Linked DNA regions of Homo sapiens: region 2 is linked to region 1. A link is a loop called in an ENCODE intact Hi-C map of the cell type or tissue named here. Cell type or tissue: HepG2. All regions are shown on one strand.

Evidence for each region. A loop is a pair of places that touch in the nucleus more often than their neighbours do. Peaks named below come from ENCODE experiments on the same cell type or tissue, not always from the same donor. Only the 100,000 strongest peaks of a DNase experiment are listed, where the experiment ranks them.
Region 2: it touches region 1 in a loop (12-fold over the local background); 3 of 110 quality-filtered maps call a loop at or near these places.

What each region holds. Positions count from the first base shown.
Region 1 is chr17:73,186,009-73,188,508 of GRCh38, forward strand. No RefSeq gene overlaps it. Among named protein-coding and RNA genes, the nearest start is that of COG1, 5.8 kb to the right of the region's middle. In HepG2, no CTCF peak of the experiment used is centred here; a DNase peak (open chromatin) is centred at 1,493; H3K27me3 peaks cover 471 bases.
Region 2 is chr17:73,002,421-73,004,920 of GRCh38, forward strand. All of the region lies in intron 4 of SLC39A11 (solute carrier family 39 member 11), which reads right to left. Among named protein-coding and RNA genes, the nearest start is that of SLC39A11, 89 kb to the right of the region's middle. In HepG2, a CTCF peak has its summit at 1,272; a DNase peak (open chromatin) is centred at 1,291.

The DNA.
Region 1 (2,500 bases):
GGTTGCAGTGAGCCGAGATCATGCCACTGCACTCTAGCCTGGGCGACAGAGCAAGACTCCATCTCAAAAAAAAAGTAAAGAAAGAAAGGATGAGAAGCTGTTAACCTGGACCAGTGGAAATGGAAAAAGAGCAGGGGTCACCAAACCATGGTCCAAGAGCCAAAATGGGCCCTTCGCCTGTTTTATTAAATACAGTTGGCCCTTTCAGCAACACGTGTTTAAACCGCACGGGTCCATTTTTTTCCTGATTTTTTTCAACCAAACAGTGATTGGAAATAGAGAATTTGTGGGATGCAAAACCCGTGTATATGGAAGGTCCACTTTTCATACTCACAGGTTTCACAAGGCTGACCGCAGGTCTTGAGTGTGCACGAATTTGGAGATATACAGGGGTCCTGGATCCAATCCCCCTCGGATACTGGGGGATGCCTGTAAAGTCTTACTGGACACAGCCACACCCACCTGCGGATGTGCTGCCTGTTGCTGCTTTGGGGCGACAACGGGCTTGCTGAATTGTGTTGACAGAGACCGCAAGGTTGGCCGGGTGCAGTGGTTCATGCCTGTAATCCCAGCACTTTGGGAGGCTGAGATGGGCGGATCACCTGAGGTCGGGAGTTCGAGACCAGCCTGGCCAATATGGTCAAACCCCATCTTTACCGCCACCCCCCCCCCCCCCAAAAAAAAGACAGAGACTGCAGGGTCTGCAAAGTCCACTTACTATCTGGCTCTTTATAGCAAAAGCTCATCCATCTGTGTTTTGGAGGAAGAGCCGATAGGGCTTGTGAAAGCACTGGGTATGCAGAGTGAGAGAGAGATGGAAGACTTCCTGAGTCTGAGCCATGAATAGCTGGGCGGTGCCATTTCTTGAGATAGGAATGACTTGGAGTGAGGGCCTAGGAGGGACACTAAGAAGAGAGTTGTTATTCTGGATGTGTTAAATTTGAGATGTCTCTTAGACATCCAAATGGAGTTTCTTTTCTTTTTTGGAGACAGAATCTCACTCTGTCACCCAGGCTGGCGTGCAATGGCACAATCTTGGCTCACTGCAACCTCTGCCTCCTGGGTTCAAGCAATTCTCCTGCCTCAGCCTCCTGAGTAGCTGGGACTACAGGTGCCCACCACCACGCCTGGTTAATTTTTGTATTTTTTTAGTAGACACAGGGTTTCACTATATTGGCCAGGTGGTCTCGAACTCCTGGCCTCAGGAGATCCTTTGGGAGGCCTTGGCCTCGCAAAGTGCTGGGATTACAGGCATGAGCCACCGTCGCCGGCCCCAAGTGGAGTTTCTAAGGAGGCAGCCAGATGTACAAGACAGGAGTATAGGCGCAGGAGGAACAAATGTAGGAGTTTCTGCAAACATGCCTGCCTGGCTGTTTGCTGAAGGCAGAGTCTCAGGTATCTGCAAACAGTTAAGTCAAATAACCACCGCTTCTACCACAAATGTCACCTCCAGTAGACACAGGCTGATAAACACTGCCATAAAGATAAGATGTCAAGACAACTACATTAGGGCTCTCTTGATCCCATTGGCATCTCAGCCAAGAGCAAACACCAACTGTCCGAATCCCACTGAGCAATAGTGTGGAATTCAACCTCCTGTCCTGCCCCGGATGTTACTTTTATTGACAGTGTATCCCTTACAACATCAAATTTCCCTTTCTTTCCTCCCCTGTTTGTTAATTTGTGATCAATTTCCAATTTCCTCTCCTTTCCTTTTTTCTTCCTTCTCGCTTTCACCCTTTCCATTTCTCCTAGCTTAGCTAGAATTAAATTTCTTATTTTCATTTTCCTGGGTAATTTTGTCTCTCCCATTTATTTTCTCTTCTCCAGGTATCCCCAGCTTTAATTCCCTCCTAAGTTTATCAGAGAATGACCCTTCGTCCAACATCATCAGGGCCCAGGTACAAGATTCAGCAGGTTCACTCTTCAGAGTCTATATGGACGTGCCAAAAACGCAGCCACCTTACATCGAAGAGGAGGTATTGGAAGAAGGGTTGAAGTGGATGTGAGATGAGATGGGTGAGAATTGTCTTACTGCTTTTATTATTTCAATTAGACAACTGAGGGCGAAAAGCCCTTGTGCCTTTTCCAGTGCATCCTTTGTGTAGACACTGTGATTATGTAACATATATGCTTGGCATATTTTGCAAATATTTATTGAATCATTTGGTTTGACAGCCAAGATCTATGGGACCCATGCTCCCAGATGCTAGATCACAGATTGCATAAGGAAAGAACATGTGGTGTCTACAAAATCTGCAATGTTGAAACTCTCCACTTTGGGCATTATCCTGGCTTGCTTTCTATATTTCTATTAAAAAGTAAAGAGAGCTGGGTAAGTGGCTCACACCTGTAATCCTAGCACTTTGGGAGGCTGAGGCAGGAAGATGGCTTGAGGCCAGGAGTTCAAGACCAGCCTGGACAACATAGTGAAACCCCCATCTCTACAAAAAATTTAGAAATTAGCTGGATGTAGTAGTGCATTCCTGTGGTCCCAGCT
Region 2 (2,500 bases), 180 kb before region 1:
CTCTTAAACCATTTAGAAGTCAGGGATCAAACTCTTACTTAACATGTGCAAATGTTACTGTTCTATTTTGAGCTTTTAGATGACCAAAAGGTATTAGCCATGAGCACTGAGCTGGTCAGACAGGGTCAGAGAAAGGGCTCTCACTACCAAATTTCCTTCAATGGCACAGAGCAGAGAGCAATGCCAGCTCCCCTGCAAGGCAAGAGGAAAGGCACACTATGGGGAGAACTAAAGATGCAAACTGTGTGAGTTCCCTGCAGCTGCTATAACAAGTTATCACAAATGCAATGGCTTCAAACAACAGAAATTCATTCTCTCATAATTCTGAAGGCCAGAAATGCAAAATCAGTATCACTGTACTGAAATCAATGTGTCAGCAGGGCCATGCTCCCTCTGGAGGCTCTAGGGAAGAATCTGTTCCTTGCCTCCTGTCAGGGCTTCCTCCCTCCAATTCAGCCTCTATGGTCATGTTGCCTCCTCCTCTCCTGTTCAAATCCCCCTCTGCCTCCCTCTTATAAGGAGGCTTGAGATTGTATTTAGGGCCCACCCTGGAGACAATCCAGCATTACCTCCCCATCTCCACATCCTTAACTTAATCGCATCTGTAAAGGTCCTTCTTTCATATAAGGTAACATCCACAGACTCCAGAGATTAGGACCTGAGTATCTCTGATGGCCCTTATTCAGCTGACCACACAAACCAAAGGTGGAACCTGCTGCTGGGGCTTCCCAAGCCCAGACACCTAAGCAAATATACACAGGTTGTTGAAATTTGAAATGTTAGTTTGATATTTCCATTTTTCAAAACTTACAGTGGAAGAGAAACTTTACCTGCAAATATCTGGAAATGTACAGATCACCCCAGCTTGACGGGCCGGGAATCATTACAACAGAAATTGAGTTGTGTGTGCTAATGCTGCAAAGTACTCATATGACAAATGACCTTGGACCGGTCTGATTGGATGTTGGGGGCAGAGTCCTGGGTGGAGACTGATGGAGAACTAGAACCCTCACAAAGGCACTGGTGGGCAGTAGACAGAAAAGGGATGAGACTAGCACCTGTTTTAGAGAGGAGGCAGACAAGACCCCAGGCTAGGATGAGACTGGTGCCTGTTTCAGAGAGCAGGCAGACAAGACCCCGGGCTGAACACGGAGAGGGCAGAGAAAGCAATCTGAGTCTACATGAGAAAAGGGGAAGGGAACTTCACAGAGGTGTGCTGTTGTGAGTCCTGGGCAGGACAATGACTGAGCCAGGGGTGAGGTGGCCACAGAGGGCAGCATCAACCAATGCAAGGGACAAAGAAGGCCTGAGTCACCAAGATCCGGGATAATCACTATAGATTTCACAACTCTCTTACCTTGGCTGCCACTATAAAATGCCACAGGCCAGGTACGGTGGCTCATGCCTATAATCTCAGCACTTTGGGAGGCTGAAGCGGGTGGATCACCCGAGGTCAGGAGTTTGAGACCAGCCTGGCCAACATGGTGAAACCCCGTCTCTACTAAAAATACAGAAATTAGCTGGGCATGGTGGTGCATGCCTGTAATCCCAGCTACTATGGAGGCTGAGGCAGGAGAATCACTTAAACCCAGGAGGCAGAGGTTGCAGTAAGCCAAGATCGCACCACTGCCCTCCAGCCTGGGCGACAGAGCAAGACTGTGTAAAGAAAGAAAGGAAGAAAGAAAGAGAGAGAGAGAGAAAGAAAGAAAGGAAAGAAAGGAAGAAAGAAAGAAAGAAGGAAAAAAAGAAAGAAAGAAAGAAAGAAAGAAAGAAAGAAAGAAAGAAAGAAAGAAAGAAAGAAAGAAAGAAAGAAAAGAAAGAAAGAGAAAAAGCAAGCAAGCCACAGACTACAGGGCTTCCGCAACATTTATTTCTCATAGTTCTGGAGGCTAGAAGTCCGAGATCAGGGTGCCAGCATCATCAGGTTCTGACATGGCCTTGCTCCTCGGCTCCCAGAGGGCCGTCTTCTTGCCGTGTCCTCACAGGGTGAAGTAAGAAAGACAGCGAGCTCTCTGGTGTCTCTTCTTAAAAGGACACTAATCCCATATGAGGGCCCCATCCTCACGACATCATCTAAACCTAATTACCTCCCAAAGGTTCCCATCATACTGAGAGTTGGGGCTTCAACATACGAATGTGGAAGGTTTACAATTCTGGCCCTGGCAATAACCTAGGTATCCTGCCAGGTTGGCACTCCACTAGCAACTTGCTCAGTGGGTAAAATAAGTCTCATTATTTGAAGTTAAAGCGTAAGACACCTGGAGGTTTCTACTTCACCTGGTCAAGTCATTTGATCCTTAACTGTTGCTTTCAACAATCTCTCTGAGAAAAAGAGGCCACAGGCAATGGGGCAAAGATGGACTGTGGTCCTAGGGCACGATGTTATGGGCAGAGCTTTCTGGCCCATTCCCTTGGGAATATTGGAAGGAAAGGGGCCATCGGCTCATGGAATACCCAAACAGTCCACGAGAGGCAGGACCAGCAGACACTGCAATGTGGA